Linked DNA regions of Homo sapiens: region 2 is linked to region 1. A link is a loop called in an ENCODE intact Hi-C map of the cell type or tissue named here. Cell type or tissue: Calu3. All regions are shown on one strand. Links, peaks and the distances in the headings refer to the core of each region. The heading gives the core; the rest is flanking DNA. Region 1 has its middle 26 kb from the start of MMADHC-DT. Region 2 overlaps LYPD6 (LY6/PLAUR domain containing 6).

Region 1 (9,125 bases), core at 380-8,379:
AAAAAGCACATAAGTGGTCACTTGATTGATCACAGAGGTGACACTGCAGTGCAGTGAGAAAAGAAGGATCTTTTCAGTATATATTGCTGGGTCAATTGGATATTCATATAGAAAAATGTATTTTTACTTTTACATGACACATACATCAAAATTCTAAATTGATTCCAAGTCTAAATTTGAAAGGTTAAAGCTTCTAGGGGGAAAAAAAATCTTTGTGCTTTGGAGTAGACAAAGATTTGTTTTTAAGAGAATACAACATAATCATATAAAGGGAAAAATGATTAATTGGATCATGTTAAAAGTAAGAACCCTTGGCCAGGCGCCATGGCTCACACCTGTAATGCCAGCACTTTGGGAGGCCGAGGCTGGCGGATCACCTGAGGTTGGGAATTCAAGACCAGCCTGACCAACATGGAGAAACCCCGTCTCTACTAAAAATAGAAAAAATTAGCCGGGCGTGGTGGTGCTGTAATCCCAGCTACCCAGGAGACAGGAGAATCGCTTGAACCTGGGAGGCGGAGGTTGCGGTGAGCTGAGATCATGCCATTGCACTCCAGCCTGGGCAATGATAGCGAAACTGTCTCAAAAAACAAAAACAAAAAACAACTAAGAACTCTTAATTCATCAAAAGACATCATGAAGGAGAAGGCAGCTAGCAGAGTTAAAGATAAATACATACTCAACAATCTGGCAATATACATATCCAATAAACAGCTTGTATTCAAAATATATAAAGACTCCTAAAATCAGTAAACAAATAACCACCAGAAAAATAAACATTTACAAAGAAAGATACTCAAATGGTCGGTAAACACGGTAAGGTGCCATACTTCATTAATCATCAGAAATGTAAATTAAACCTACAATGCGATACCACTACTACATCTCTACCAGAATGAAAAATGAAAAAATAAATACACCAAGTTATAGATGTAGAACAACCTAAAATTCTGTTGATGGGAATGTAAAGTGGTATAAATACTTTGGAAAACTGACAGTTCTAAGGCTCAATGTGCCCTAGGACCTGGCACTTTCACTCTGAGGTATAGACCAACCGGAAATGCATATATGTGTGTGTGTGTGTGTTTATGTATGTATATATTCACCAAAAGATGTTTACTCATGTAAAAGTCTATACCGGTGCTAAATAACCAAAAGTAAGAAACTACTCAAATGCACACTAGAATTATTTTTGTCAATTCAGTTGTGTCACATTCACGTAATGGGATACTATATAATAATGAGAATAAATGCTTTATAACTAGCAACAAAATGGATGAAAGTAATAAACAATATACCAAAGAAGCCAGACGCAGTAGTACATCCTATGTAATTCTATTAATATGAAATACAAAAACACAACTATGCTGCTACAAGTCAGGATAGTGCTTACCCTTGGGAAAGGAAGAATTGACTGGAAGAAAGGACAAAAAGGATTCTGGAATGTTGGTAATGTTTTGTGTTCTGTTATGTTTTTCTGAATTTGAGTATTGACCACATGATGAATTCAGTTGTACAAACTTAGGTGCACTTTTTTGTATGTGTAGTATACTCCAATAAAGTTTTTAAAAATACAATCAAATCCACTCTTAAAATAGTGGGAGAACCTATTCAAAAATAAATGATGCCAGCAAAGGGCCCTTAAACTGAGTCCAGTTTTTAAAAAGGAACTAAAATTTATAGGTAAAGGAAATTTTGAAGCAAAATTATTTTCTTTTTAAACGTTTAGCTAGAGTTTTAATTATACATTAATGCTTACATTATATAAAACAAGTTTTCAAAGCATTTTATTTTTCTTACTGTTATTAGACATGGTTTACATTATTTATAGCATGATCATTTTTGCCAAGAGCTTTTAAGAGTTTTCCCAGAACCTCTTAATCCTTGGATAGTTAAATCATGCTTAGGGTTTCTAACATTGAGTCATCCATGTAGATTTCCTCTCAATCAATCTAACAGTTCTTTCACTGTTTCAGTTATTTCATGAAATGTTGCATTTTGGGCACAGTGTATTTATATGAAATGGCATAGTCACTAACTTTGTTTCCTTTAAATGAAAATAGACTAAACAGGTAGGGTTGCAATGCTATAATCTGCTTTGATCTCGTTCTATATAAAAATAGAGTCTCTAATTGCTTTAATTTTATGTAGATAGGATTATATTTAAGTTACAACTTCTTACATCTCCTAGTATAAAGATTTTGTGTCATTAAATTGCCACTCTATTTAAAATGAGTGGCAATTCAGTAGTACAAAAATAGGTATTAAACTTTTTAAACACTGGTTTGTACTCATAGCTTATGTTGTAGCTGTATATGCCATTTTGCTACAAATTTAATTTTTAGTAGTTTTTAAATAGTTTAAAGTCATCCTTGTCACAGACTTCACGAACAAGTGCCTGCCAGGAAGTCCAGTTTTGTTACAGGAAGAATGGTTGAGCACAGTTCCTGTCACATAGATGTTCAGTAATAGATGTGAATTAGATGCTGATCAACTTAATGATGATTCAGAAGAGTAAATCTAGATTTGTTGAGGTCAAACTGGAGCTTTGTCATGTATCCGCTTTAATCCAAAAACCTGGTGTAGAGATCTTTAATTGAAGTCATGCACCATATAACAACGTTTCTGTCAAGGTTGGACCACAAATATGATAGTAGTCCTATTTTTACTGTACTTTTCTATGTTTAGATACACAAAAACATTGTGTTACAGTTGCCTACAGTATTCAGTACAGTAACATGCTGTACAGGTTTTTAGCCTAGGAGCAATAGCCTATACTATTAGAACCCAGGTGTATAGTAGGTTATACAATCCAGGTTTTGTACACTCTTGATATTCACACAATGATGAAGTCTCCTAACTACCCATTTCTCAGAACATATCCCCGTAGTTAAGATATGCATGACCATAGTTTCAGACTAGTTTAACCTGTTTTACAATTGTAGCACTATTTTATCAGCACAATTGTGATAGTATATTTAATGAAATACACTGCCTGTCTCCCAAATATTGAATAGTACATATACTAAAAAAAAATTTGTATCTGAAATTCAAATTTATCTTAGTGTCTTCCTTTTTATATTTGCTGAATCTGGTGACTGTGTGAATGACAACATTGCTATCAAATGACAGTTATTTTTAATGGTAAAATTGTAGAGGGACTCAAAATTAAAAAAAATACTAAAGCCAAAAAGAGTACAAGCTTTGAGCACCCTAGAAAAGCAGCACTTCCCGGGTTAAATAGTGCCTCCATGGCTCATCAGTTTATAATTTCAGGTTGTTGCCTTTGAAGGTTCATGGTTACTGTTCATTAATTGCTATTTTATCTCTCCTGTTTGTTTTAAATTTGTGACTAAGATCTTCGACATTGAAATCAACAACAATTTTATAAGAATTTTATTTTTCACATCCCTTTTTGATTGCAGAAGGACATGAGGTCTATTCCTTGTTTGCTTACAGTGAATGTGACTTCATTTACCCTTGTTTAAAGTTATTTTAAATAATATGAACTCAATTTTCAGTGTCACACAATGTTGTCAGTTGCTGGATTTGTGCCCATTCAAACTGAGTTAAGTCACCAGTGGTCACAGAGGAGACTTTCTTCTGGTACTAAGTAAACAAGCTGAGAAAGAGAAAGGGAAACTATGTTTATGGCCGTGTAACTAAGTTACAGTAATAAGATTTGTCCTGTACGAAGCCTGGATGAGTTAAAATACCTTCTGAGTCAAGTGGTCACTCATGGGAAATAACTCTCCTGGGACACTGGAGCATGAATTAGTGATCTGAAGAGGCAATTAATCTCAAATGAATGAGCACTTGGCTTCTAGATTGCTCTCTATTTATGTTACAGTTTTTTTAGAATAAATGTAGGTTAACCTACAGTGTAGTTTTATGTAGATTAGCCAAAAGTCCATGTTAATTCAAGACAGTGTCTCTAAGAAGCAAAAAATATTTTAGCATATTGAAAAAAAAAACCTGCAAGTTGGTCATGGAATCTAAAATAGAGATACAACTAATATTCCTCTCAACAAATTAGGAGAGTCACAATAAAGCAAAAAAGAAGCAGTTTATTCTTTAGGGCTACCAGAACTCGTGGCCTGCTTCTTAAATTAATTCTGGCTTTCATTTTAAAGTGACATTTATTTTCATGGGCAAGTTAAAGACTCTGTAGAAGCCTACTATGAGAACCCCTTTTCTGATACTGTATTATGAAGGATAACTGAAAATCACTGAGATTAACTAATTCCATAAGTTGTATGAAAAAACTATTACAGTCATTTCCAATACTAGATCCCCAGTGTTGTAGGTACTGTTTAGTCCCAACCAGCAGAAAGAGCTATTGTAAGTCCAGGATTGCCTTTAGCTATTAGCTTTTCCAGTATGCCCCTCCATTTCAGAGTGAAAAATAACCTAATGCTACAATGAGTGTCCTTTTCATGAGCATATATATGTATTTCTTATTCATACATACACACACACACCCCCCTTGTGGACAAACCTTCTAACAACAAAATAGCTATATATTTGAGATATGTTATCTAATTTAAAATATTGCATTAAAATTTATTCACAAATGTGACTGTCTCAAATGGATAAGAACCTCTAATTTTGCACTTAGGATTTTGCCAACTTTATTGAACATCCTCTATATTTAAAAAGATAGGCTGCAGTGATACATTTGGCCAATAGGTGGCACCATTTAATTACCTTGAAATTCCTCAAATTTGAGGCTTGTAGTTTGGCCAAGAAAAAAAAAATTACCTTATCAATTCTGCATGTTTGAAATGTAAACCATTTAGAAAGAAAAGTTCCTGTACATTGATAATTACTTCATTGTTTTGACTTTTTAGAAACTAGCATTTTTTTCTAGTGCTATTTCCTAGATGCCATTACTTGAGCTATGAAATAGAAAATGAATGCCTGATGCAGGGTCATGTTGTTCAATCATTATACATGTAATTTTTATCATTTTTAAAATTGTGAGTTTCTAGAAAAGTATCAATCTGTGTCACAATACAATCTAGTGTCTTGAATCAGAAGAAAGATAAGGGAGCACTCCTAGGCACTTAGGGAAATAAGGCAAGAGGCAGCAAAAAGACCTGGTGTGAGATGGTCAAATTCTTTCTCACCAGCACGCAGTCAAGAAATCCTGGAATTGGGAGTACTGTGTTTAGTCAAAAGATCCGACATGATCTGAGATTTAAAATTAATTTTTAGTTGTTAAGCAATTATTTAGTGCCTCCATTCCTGCCAAAAAAAAAAAAAAAGCGGGGGGGGAGTGTGGCTCTGACATGAAAGCAAAAAATTAGTAAGGGTAAACTATTGAACTTTAGAAGTGTAGTAATGTATTATGGTGTTACAGAGTCATTAAAAACATACTATGTGAAATGCAGAGAAACTGCATGAAAAAATGAACCAATTCAATTTTGTCATGTTACTATGCAGTATTTAGAACAGACCATGGCAAAATCCAAAGTGTCTTGTGAATAGTAAAAGAAAACTCAAGATTTATAATTATTTTAATATTAAGAAATTATATTCTAATTATTTGAAAAGTTATGTGGGAATAGACACATTGAACTTCAAGGTCAAAGTAAGTAAGTAACATAACTTCACACAAATAATAGCCTTGTAGACAAGAAAAATAAAAGAGTATAAAAATATTGATTTGGGAGGTCTTAAAAATTGTCTAGTCCTGCCCTTTATTTCTTGGATGAGAAAACTCAAGCCTTGAAAAGTTTAATGATTTGCCCAAGGTTAGAATTGGCAAATCTAGAATACAGCTTTTCTGGGTCTTAGTCCATGAACTACTTCTTGTCTAATTGGCAATTTCTGATAATTCAGGTAAGTGACTTTAACATTTTATTTTTTATGAAAAAAATTTTTAATTACAGTATAGACTTTTATAATTCCATCAATTTGCATTACATGGTAATGTATTTGCAATGCAGTCTTAATTAGGAAGCTTCTCCACTCTGAAAAGGGAAACTCATTGTACTCTTTATTTGAGCAGCTCTGCTCCATTTATTGTATCGGTGATTATATAAATGGCAAGAAGTTCTGGCTAGTGGTAGTGCCAGGACTAATAAAGAAAGGTCTTTTGATATGATAAAATACTATATTTGCTCATTAATATTTAGGTTTCATAGTTATACACTTACGGGTATAAGAAAGCACCTTTATTATTGAAATTTCTTCAGAAACAATAATGGTATGCATTTAAAATTCCTGTTTGGTCTATTAATTTTTTTTTATCATGCAAGATTTCCTAGGAATGCATCTGTCACATAGCAGCATAGATACTTGAGATGATGGGGCTATTAATTTGATCTTGAACAATTATGTCAGGCATTCTGTTGTACACAATGCCTTCTACTTATTAAAATAGATTACAGCAAGCCCTTTGCTACTTCTATCATTGCCTGCCATCGCTGTATGGTTTTAATGTACCTGTCCCTCCAAAATTCATAGGTGGGAACTCAAACACCAAGTTGGTAATATTAAGAGGTGGAGCCTTTGGGAGAGTGATTAAGTTATGAGGACTCTGCCTTGTGAATGGGATTAATGCCCTTTTCAGAGAGCGCCTTGACCCTTCTACCCTTCCCTCCCTTTGCCATGTGAGGACACTGTTCATCCCTGCAGACGGTGCAGCAACAAAGCACCATCTTGGAAGCAGAGAAAGAGCCCTTACCACACACCCCATCTGCCAGCACCCTGAACAGTGAGAAATTTCTATTACAGTTCAAGAGGGGGATTAGGGGTGCCGACCACCCCAACCCCAGGCTGAGTCAAAAATCCACATATAACTTTTGACTCCCCAGAAACTGAACTACTGACAGCCTACTGTTGACTGGAAGCCTTGTTGGCAACATGAGTAGTTAACATATTTTGTATGTTAAATGTATTACATTCTGAATTTTTTTTTTCCTTGGGCTGGAGTGCAGTGGCGCGATCTCAGCTCACTGCAAGCTCCGCCTCCTGGGTTCACGCCATTCTCCTGCCTCAGCCTCCTGGGTTCACGCCATTCTCCTGCCTCAGCCTCCTGAGGAGCTCGGACTACAGGCACTTGCCACCACGCCCGGCTACTTTTTGTATTTTTAGTAGAGACGGGGTTTCACCATGTTAGCCAGGATAGTCTCGATCTCCTGACCTCGTGATCCGCCGCCTAGGCCTCCCAAAGTGCTGGGAAATAAACTAGAGAAAAGAAAATGTTAAAAAAAAAATCATGAAGAAGAGAAAATATATTTACTCTTTATTAAGTGGAAGGGGCTCCTCATGAAGGTCTTCATCCTCATTGTCTTCATGTTGAGAAGGCTGAGGAGGAGGAGGTAGAGGAGGGATTGTTCTTGCTGTCTCAGGGGTGGCAGAGGCAGAAGGAAATCTGAATATGAGTGGACCCGGGCAGTTCAAACCCAAATTGTTCAAGTTTACCTCTAACTATAAATTACCCAGTTTGTGGTATTCTGTCAAACCAGCCCAAACGGACTAACACGGTATAAAAATAATTAAATCATTTAAAATTTTATGATTCACAGAGGTTTTCTCAAACTCTACACCTTTCCTTTGCTTTTTACTTAATCATATCCAATATACGTCCACTCTGAATTAGTAAAGTTTGACGTTTGATGCTGACATACTTCATGTCTGCTCCAAGTCGTAGAGCTTATGGCATGTCTAGAGACTCTTGGAGGAGAGGAAATCTCAGCTGGCCCTTGAAAGGCAGGCGGGATTTGAATAGTGAGCAGAGGATATTCCAGGAGCTAAAACATGAGACTAACACAAGAGAGTGGACTGGTTTACCTAGAGTTTCCTTGACTGCAAGGACTTGGGAAATGAGGCTAGAAAGACACCTTGGGGCTAGATTGAAGGAATTTTTAGTTCCAGAATAAGGAATTCACCGATATGCTATAGCATTAAACATTGAAGGTTTTCAAGCAGAAGAATAATTCGATTAAATCAACTTTTGGAAAGATAGATCTCCTGGTGGTATAGGATATAAACTGTAGGCAAAAAGTAACTGGCAACAAAAAGACTACTGTTGTAATGGGGTAACTCAAAGGTAATAGAGGCCTAAATTAGGGTGGTGGCCGTAAGAATGAAATAAATATTCCAAAGTAGAAATTAAAGCAGGAACTGACTGCTCCCTAGGTCTTGCTGTCCAATCCCACTTCCAGCAATCCAAACAAAAGACTGCAGTTTTCAACATGGATGACTAAAAGAATAATAATAATAATAGCACTGGTAATAATAGTAACAAGCCAACATTTTCATCGTGCTTACTGTGCCCAGCACTTAGCTAAGTGCTTTATACATAATGCATATAATCTTCATAACAACCCCATGAAATAAGTATTATTATTCCCATTTCATGGATCAGAAACCTGAAGCAGAGAGAGGCCAGGTGATGAGTTTAAAGTCGCATGGATATTGAATGGCAGAGCCAGGACTGGAACACAAGCAATTGGGCCTTGGACCCTAATGCCTAGCCTGGTGGTCTCACTACCAAGTACTAGTTTGCAGCATATAGCCCTCTTACATTTATGTGGTAAAGTTAAAATGGTGGTGAATATCTGCATATACTTAGAGTTGGGAACCTAGAATTCAGAGAGTAGTCAGGATAGAGGATGTAAAGTTGAATGACAAGCATACCTCACTCAACTTGAATATTTGAAACTCCATTATTGCATTTGATGATAGAATTTAACCCACCGATCTTCCACAGCTCAGGAGAGAGGGTGTGGTAGGGGTGGGATCAAAACAATAAAGATTTTCAGACCCATTGGAAAGAGTTTTGACAGGCTTTGTCATCATACCTCTCAGCAGTTATGCTCTGCTTATCTTTTGTTCTCTGATGTATGCTAATAATTTGCTACGTGATCATGTACTATTTTAATTTCCATTTGGTTCTAGGAAATCAAGTCGCTTATAATATTTTCATGCTCATTCTTATGTTCCAACCTTTAACAACTGTTTTAGGATTCTGAAATTTCTCAACATTACAACATGCATGAAATATCATGACTAGTTCAGTTATCCAGATACTCATCCAAAATCAAAGGACTGTACAGCATCGTGGTTAAGAGACTGGGGTTTGGAAAAAAACTCCTGAGTCTGGATCTCAGTTG
Region 2 (9,125 bases), core at 566-8,565, 140 kb after region 1:
TCGTATGGGATTACTGTTGGACACGCAGTCCACTGTTGACCAAAATGTCATTATGCGGTCATTATGCATATGCATGACTGTATTCACAATTCTAAAGGATGTATTTACTCTAGGAGCTATTCAGCTTGTTGGCTGTGTGCTTGTTTGCTTTCTCCATCAATCTGAAGGTTCTTGAGAACTGACAAGAAGGCATTTTCAAGTGCAAACAGCCAGAAGGGAAAGGAGTCAAGGAACTCCCAGGCAGGAATGGAACACTAGGTACATTTCAGTTACAGCTTGTCATTTTTTATTTATTGGGAGGGGGTGGTGGTCTGAAGAAATTTTTGCCTTTAGTGTCTTTCATTAAACTCTTCTTATGTTTCAGAATGCCATTTTTCATTTTATTTTTTCCAGGAATTTTTACCCTAGAGATATTCCAAAAATGCGGAAGTGTAAAATGTACTCAGAAACAATATAGTAGTTCTAAGTGAACTAAATTGCAGCCAGGTCTGTTCTTACATTCAAAATAACCTGGTTCCAAATCTAACATTAGATTATGAGGCATATGCTTTATATCCTTTAATCAAAAAAAGAGTTACCTTGGCACTATATAGAGGTAGTCATTTCTGTATTTGGAGTGATGCATTTACCTTTCTTTTATTCATGTTTCCAAATCTTCAGAAACAAGAAGTACTAGTAATCAGTTATAAAGCAGATGCTGCCTGCTATGCACCCGTGGAGATATTCTGCACTATTTGAACTGAGTTTTATTGGCAGTGCCCACTGGAAGGTGTTTTGGGCCACTCTGTCATCATTTTAGAGGGCTGGCATGAAGATTCTGTTTGAGGCTTTGAGATCAGTTCATTCTCCCACCCCACCCAATGTCTTTGGCACTGCCCTGCTTACCCACATTATTAAGGGTTTTCTGCCCTTCCTGACACCCCTCACCACATTGTCTGAAAGCCAAATGTAAACAAACCACTCTGAAATCTTTAACCTCTTCATGAAATGTTTCTTCCATTGCTTTGTGTTGAGAGAAGCCCAGCTCACAGCAAAAAACTGCTACTTCCTTTTGAGCTATTTCCAGTACAGAGTACTCACTCTTCCAAGTCCCATGGATTCTGGGGACAGGAGGAAGCCAGAATTCTCCCTCCCACCATAATTTACAAATCATGCCCTTTCTTTCTACACAAATTCTCCTCCTTACCACAAAGCCTAAACCATCTGCCCTTGTAGCTAGCTGTCAAGAAAGGGTTAGAGAACGTGAAGAATATGGCTCACCTTCAACCATTAACAAGCACTTAGCCTCATCTTGATTCCCACTCAAGACTGGGAAGAACCAACTCATACTGAATCTTGTGTCCTACCTGGCATGGAGTAGGGTTTTTCCCATGGTTCCAAGAATCCTGACCAAATATTTGTCCAAAAACCGTGAGAGTTGTTTCCATTTGGCCTTTGAAATAATTTAAGTTCAAGAAAGAGCTGTAATTACTAATCTGGTAGGTGTGGAGAGTTCTTCCAGAATTTCTCACAGCAGAGAAGAGCCAGCCTGTGCTCTCTTTTCTTGTAGGAAAAAGAAAAAAAATTCAAACAGCCAACAACAAAACAATGACTTAGGTAAAAACCCTATGGCTAACCCTATTTGCAAACCACTGGGTTCATTAGCAGCCAACTTCTAAATCTTAACCAATATTTCTCACTTGATAATGAATGTTTTAAAAACAAATCTATGTGTGTACATATCCTCCAAATCTGTGATTAATACCTTCAGCTACACACAGTATGTATCCTGACAGCTCAAAGACCATCGCAGTTTTATTTTTGTGAAAGGGTATAAGATTGGCTAAATCAACCTAAACTATAATTTGACTTTTCAAACACATTTAACTAATTAGCACACTTAGTTAGAGGAAAGAAGGATTTCCTCATCCTGCATTTGAAGGCAAAAAAATGTATCAAATAAGCTCCCAACTCTGTATCACTGAGGCAGGAATTCTTCCTTTTAATGCACCATCTTCATTTATAAGTCTCTATAAATAATGATAATTGAAGAAGTGTATTATTGTAGCAAAGCAGAATATAATAAGATTTTACATAGCATTCACTCAGGTAGAAAAGGATACAGGGGTTATTAATAAAAGAGCGTTGTCCTTGATAATAGAACATTTTTGTTTTTGCATCTAAATTAATTTCTTTCTTAGAGAAAAAAGTACTGAGTAGCCTCCTATGGATAAGAAAATTGTCCTCCTTGTTTTCTATTTTACATGTTCACTCATTCACCCACTCATCATGCTCTACAAGGCAGGCATAGATAACAGTATCTGTTATATACATTATTGTTAATAGTTCTAGCATAATACTCAAATTCTTGAGCTCTCTTAGTAAAATCATTAATGTTATTCTTAAAATAAAAGTCCCCATAAAGACTGCTAAGAGCATGTGAAGAAATGCTGGCTTCAGTCACTTAGTGAATAGTGAGCATGGTGTGATGTTGATGTGCCATCCTTAGAACCAAGGCCACACACATGTGAGACGCAGGAAGAGGATCCAGGTGACATGACTGCATCAACCCTACACAGGCATTATCCATGAAAACCAATAAGACATCCATAATCCTTCCTTCCAACTAGGGCAGCTTATCTGGAAGAAAAAAGGAAGGAAAAAATGGAGAGAGACAGGGATGACACACAACCTGAGGGGCAGGTGCGAGCTGTGGAATGCCCTGGACTCCCTGATCCAAGGTGATCCCATTGAAGCTTTCCAGTCTCCAACCAGACTGGCAACTAGGGCCCAATTCTGTCTTCAAAACAACCCTAAGACGAACCTTTGGGGAGGAAGTAAAGTGGGAGCTCCAGCAGCAATGAGAAGCATCGGTTCTGGGTAGAAGGGGAAGTCTACAAGCCTTCCCATGATCTGGTGCCTGCCTACCACTTGCCCCTTGACATTCCAGCTCAATTGACAGCGCCACTATGAATAGGTGTCTAGTGCACCACGCTGCTTCTCATTCAGTGCCTTGGCTCCTGCTGTCATCCTTGGTTTCCTTCAATTCACTACTGAAGTCTCAGTTCACTTCCTTTAGAAAGCCTCCCATCCCCTCTCCTCACACCAGATCAATTAGAAACCACCTTCTCTGCTCCTGTTTTGGCCTCTACCTATCTAAGGTGGCTACAGGCCTTATTTCGTAAGGACAATGAATGGGCTTTGTATTTTGACAGATTTGGGCTCAAGTCCCAGCTTTGCCACTTATTAGGTCTATGACCTTGGACAGGTTACTTTTTCTTTCCTCATCTCTAAAATGAGACCGATAGCTTCTATGCCGTAGGGACAAGATACGAATTAATATACCACATATAGCTTTCATTAGTTATTATGATTGCCAACATGTAGTAGAACTGTTAAGATGACATACTTTTTACTAAATTTTGAGCTCCTTAAGGGCGTAAATTTTATGGACATCATCTGATTTATCCTTAGGTCCCCAACCCCTATGACACAGGAGGTCTCTGATAGCGATTTGTTGATTTGATATAGAAGTAATCATAATAACTGCTTTTATAACAGAGGGATGTGTGTGTGTGTTGTGTGCATATTGACATGTGTACGCATGCTACAGGAACTTGGAAGAAGAAAAGAATTTGGGGTGTTTCTGGTGAGGAGGGTGAGAAGATAAAGCCATCTTGAGACGATGGCATCTTTCGGGGAAATCTTCAAGTCTTTGAGTAATACTTTTATCAGGGCTGGATTGGACCAGCAAAGGGTTCTGTCCCACATCTCCCAAATCAAGCTTACTCAGAGGCATCCATGGGAAATACTGTGCATTAAGAGTCAGAATACACATAAGCATATTAAAGGCTCTGAAATGTGCTGCAGTGAAGAAATCTCTTTGGTTTTGCTTAAGTCAGCATTTTCCCCACACTTATTTGAACAGTGACACCCCCCACCCCCCGCCCCGGCAGAGAGCTTATTTTTTAATGAACGTCTATTAACTAGTCTAGTTTTCTGAGGAGTAGTTTGGGGAACCAATGTCCTATTCAAAGTGTGTTATTTTATACATGAAGGAATTGAGGCATAGAGTATTTCAGGTATCTATCCGCAGAAAAAAGCTGGTAAACAATTAGAGCTTCAAGGGCAGCCTCGTTTTCCTGCCACCCTGGCTAGGACACTTTTCAGCCCAGTGTGCCATGTCACAGTCAGCAGAAACATAGCAACTCTAAACCTTGCTTAATTTCAACAGAGAAAGTAGGCAATCGTCTCATTTTGCAATGTACAGGGTGGTTAAAATCTACCCCAAATCTGCATCCCACCTATCAAAATTTCCCCCCTTCATCATGCAGCCTGATACCATCACGAACTGGAAATGTATTTAAGGTTCACAAATGTTTTCTTTTAAAATTCAAATAACCCAGAAGCTTACTTTAAGAGAACCTTCCTTTATTGAATGCTTCAGGCCAATCTAATTCCTTGACCTCCACATCCCACCTGAGATACAGCTGCCCCCACAGTGCTGATGAAAGAGGAAGGCAGAGGCTGGGAGGTGGGCAGGGCAGTCCAGCTGATCCTCCAGGTACATATGAGGTCACCCTGTACCTCCTTGCCCTGTGGGGGCAGATGGTTATCTGTCTTGGTGTTGCCTCCAACTGCCAACCCAGCTCAGGATCCATTACATTTTATAAAGATCAGATAAACCTCTATGTTCATTCCAATAATCAAATAAGTATACAAGGGGTATACTTATTTGATTATTGGGCACTGGAAATAAAAGGGCTTAGAGAAAAAGCTGTTAAAATTCAATTGCAGCAACATGGATGAACCTAGAGGACATTATGCTAAGTGAAATAAGCCAGGCACAGAAAGACAAACATTGTATTCTATGATCTCACTATATGTAGGACCTAAAAAAGTTGAACTCACAGAGGAAGAGTAGAATGATGCTTGTCAGGAGATGATGGGGGAAGACAGATAGATGGGAGACGTTGGTCAAAGGGTATAAAATGTCAGTGAGATAAGAGGAATAAGTTCTGGGGATCTGTTGTACAGCATGGTGACTAGAGTTAATAACAGTGTATCATATACTTGAAACTTGCTAAGAGAATAGTTCTTAAATGCTCTCATCACTAAAAAATCTTAAGTATGTGAAGTGATTGATAAGTTAATTAGCCTGATTTAATCATTTCACAATGTACACATATTTCAAATGGGTGTGGCAGCCACACCCAACAGCCACAAGCAGGCTGACCAGGAACCACTACAGCAAGGACATGAAGTGCTGGGCTCCAGAGCAGAGAGACCCCAGGCCCCATTACCCACTTGCTAGGCTTACTGTGAAGGAGAATATGTAATGCATCGAAAGCAGTGTGGTACAGTCCAGGAGCACAGGCTCTGGAGTGGGCCAGCTCAGCCTAGCACGCTGACTGCTCCTGGGAAGGTTGCTTAACCTCTCTGTGCCTTAGTTTCCTCAATTGCAAAATAGGGAAATTAAAACCTCTAGTTTAAAGGGCTCTTAGGAGGTTTAAAGGAGATAGTACACTTTGAACAATGCTAGCACATGCTTGCTAGCTAACATAGTCCTTAAAATCAGCTCACAGTAGGTGAAGAAGGCACCTGGTTACTCATCTGGGTCAAGACACTGCCCAGGAACGTTTGCTTTCCATTCAGAAAGACCTTTGAAAGGTCTTCCAAGAGGCGCCATAGCATGCCAAGCTCTATTATAAGAAGTCAAAAGCCTGGGTCACCACCTGTCAGACTTTCTAGCTGATCCCAAGCTAAGATCAGCATCTTGTGGTGAGGATAAAAACACAGGCAGAAGTGAAGCAAATTAGTTAGGGAAGGTCTGGGGCAGACCTTCTCAAATTTGAAAAGTGTTTTCTCCTATAAAAGGAGAAAACGGTTTCACAGACAGAACCTCACCCATTCCGTTAACTAATGAATGTTAATTATGATACTACTTATGAATACAGACAGAAAACTGATATTAAGCTTTAAAGTCCATATATGGCTTTAAAACTAAATAAAAATTGCCAAATATAAATATTATATTCAAATAAAATACATTGGTTACATGGAAAATAACAGCAACAATTAACGTTTATTGAGCACTTACTATAGGACTGAATAGTATTAGATTGCCACTATCCCATCATTTTCGACCTACAAAAACAGCAACTTCATATGGCTCAACCTAGTAGGTGCAAGGTGCTTCCATAGGTGCTTTCTGTAATCCCCACAACACTCAGTGTAGTAGGGGTAATTATTATTACTCCATTTTACAGATACAGAAACTGGGACATCAAGAAATAAAAACACACTTTTTTTTTTTTTTTTTTTTTTGAGATGGAGTCTTGCTCTGTCACCCAGGCTGGAGTGCAGTGGTATGATCTCAGCTCACTGCAACTTCTGTCTCCCAAGTTCAAGCAATTCTCTTGCCTCAGCCTCCCAAATAGCTGGGATTACAGGCATGCGCCACCAGGCCGGGCTAATGTTTTGTATTTTTAATAGAGACAGGGTTGTTGGCCAGGCTGGTCTCAAACTCCTGACTTCAAGTGATCTGCCCGCCTTGGCCTCCCAAAGTGCTGGGATTAAAGAAAGTGGTGGGATTAAAGAAAAGTGCTGGGATTAAAGAAAGAGGGTATCAAAAAGGGCCAAGGTTTCCAAATTTGCTACACATTGGAATCCCCTGGGGATCCTGAAAAACTCCTCATGATGGCTCTCACCCATTACCATTTCACTGCTATGGGATGCGACCTTGACACTGGGATTTTAAGAATCCTCCAGGTGATTCTAACTTGCAACACAGTTTGGGAAACCTTATAATGCTTCTGCAAAGTTGCCAGCGGGAAGAAACAGCCCGAAATGTATTCTGTTATTCCACAGGCTGCAGCAAACAGCACTGAGAAGTTCTCCACACGGCTCAGTTAAGGGGCTCTTAGCAGTCCCGCATAATCACAGTACGATGTATTCCACCAGGTCTCCTCTCTCTATCCTGCCTGTGGGTCTTCCGAGTCTTTGGGGAAAGGAAGTAGGCAGGCCCTGACCTATGAAACTACCATGGCATCTTTCCTGGTTTCTACAATGCTCAGCCCTAAACCTGATGGGATTCTCTTCACTTCTTTGGCAGTAACTTCCCTAAAGTGTTTTTCACCCTCTTGATGGAAGTGGTTGTCTGGTGTTACCCTTGAAATACTCCAGGTGAAGTACACTCTACCTTTCCAGCCAAGCACACTCGATTTTTATGACAACAAAAGAGAAAATGTCTTGAGGCCTCTCCAGGGACGAACATACACTCACACCTATTACTCTAAAGGTAGCCAGCGGGACGGTCACATTTTGAGAAATGAAACACACACAGACACCAACATTTTCAGAGGCAGCATGGAGCAACCAGAAAAGAACAGCTTTTGCAGACTGCAAACTTGAACTTTGACTCCTGCTCTGCTACAAAGAGCAGGGTGAACTTGAGCAATAAAACTTCCCTGCAGTTCAATGTCCTCGTTTGCAGTGGCACACTGAGATGCCTTCAGCTCACTGGGACCCCCGCCCTGACATCTGGACTGTGAGTAACTATGCTTGTGAGAACTAAGCCTTGATTACATGACCCCTCTCTAAAGGTGGCATACTTTCTGGCCTCTCTTTCTAGTCACTTATTCTGATGTTATTCATAGCGGAAAAGCAGGCAGGCCTGGGATTCAGGCAAAAGGGAATAAATACAAGTAATGTAGTCAGGAATCAACAGGAAAGCTAATGATACATTCATTCTGATTTCACTCTGTAACGTAGAATAACATAGTTCCAATATCAAAACCATACAATTTCTGTAGTTACACTGTATCCTGCAAGGTCTTTTTCCTTATGAGCAGAAAGAAACACAGACACACACACACACACACACACCCTGAGCACATATTGTAGAGAATTATCCTACAAGAGGCAAAGGAATTTGATCAAAAGTCTTTGAAGGATCAGCATTTGATATGAGATAACTGGTTGTTCTAATTCCTGTTTTTATGCTTATAGGGATCTGAAGCTTTCTGCCAGCTTGTCTGTGCATGAGAGCACGCAGGTAGTGAGGATAAATGCTACAGTGATTCTCTATAACAAGGGTAGCAAAAGGAAGGGTCTAAGTCAGCTGTCCAATAAGACTTTCTGTAATGACGGAAATGTTCTATGTCAATGCTGTCCGATTTGGGAGCCACTAGCCACAACTGAAATGTGTGACTGAGGCACTGAATTTAATTGTATTTAATTGAAATTTAAGTTAAATAGTCACATGTGGCCAGTGGCTACAGTACTGGACAGTAGAGTTCTTAATTAATGATAAATGAATAAAATCCAATCACTTAAAGCTGTGACCTCAGAACCAATTAGGAGTAGGGTGAAGAAGAATGAGTATTACCCAGTGAAATACCAACACATCAACGTTAATTAAATAAGAAAATATAACACAGCTGCTTCTATGGGAGATATTCTGGGCCTGATCATTAGAGCCCAGTAAAAGGGGATCAAAAGGAAATGAAATAGACCAGGCATCATACCTGCAGAAGTACTACAAAGAAACACTCCACCCTCACCTTTCTTTTGTAGTTGATGGCTGAAAATGATATATTATTTGAAAAGAATCATTCCATGCTTTACATTTGACTCCGTCAATTACCCTCTGAGGTAGGTTATTATCTTAATCCCAGTTTTTACAGATGAGTAAGCTAAGGAAGATCAATTGTCACCTATAATTGTATTATAGAAAGTGGCAGACTCAAAATTTGAATTGAAGCAGCCTGGTTTCATATGCCAGGTTTTAAAAGTCTTCAGCCAGTTAGAAGATAAGGTGAACAAAAGAACTGCCTTTGAGAGAGGCTGGCTTGCTCAATGTATCCTGGACATGCTAAGAATGTGTCACTGTAGGGGAAAGTGGTCATTTAGGTTTTAAGAAGTATAAAGCAAGCATGTGAAAGCTGGGTGCTGAAGAAGGGTGAAGAGAAGGAAGCAAACATTGAAACCTGGGGCTCTGGGGTACTCGCACTTTGCCAACTGGCCAAATGCTCTAGGCCTTCTCTGAATCTGCTAGCTTCTCCTCAAGCTATTAAAGTCAATGGGAAAATTGTGGACAGGTATCTGAGAAATAGCGCAAGGTCTCGAGAGAATTAGAGGAAAGA

Evidence for each region. Hi-C counts contacts between places; a loop is a spot of excess contacts. Peaks named below come from ENCODE experiments on the same cell type or tissue, not always from the same donor. Only the 100,000 strongest peaks of a DNase experiment are listed, where the experiment ranks them.
Region 2: a loop joins it to region 1, with 2.2 times the contacts of the local background. A loop is called at or near these places in 5 of 110 quality-filtered maps.

What each region holds. Positions count from the first base shown.
Region 1 is chr2:149,557,044-149,566,168 of GRCh38, reverse strand. No RefSeq gene overlaps it. Among named protein-coding and RNA genes, the nearest start is that of MMADHC-DT, 26 kb to the left of the region's middle. In Calu3, for the core only: a CTCF peak has its summit at 4,602; a DNase peak (open chromatin) is centred at 4,678.
Region 2 is chr2:149,418,571-149,427,695 of GRCh38, reverse strand. The region is part of intron 1 of LYPD6 (LY6/PLAUR domain containing 6); the gene reads right to left. Among named protein-coding and RNA genes, the nearest start is that of LYPD6, 93 kb to the right of the region's middle. In Calu3, for the core only: no CTCF peak of the experiment used is centred there; a DNase peak (open chromatin) is centred at 5,225.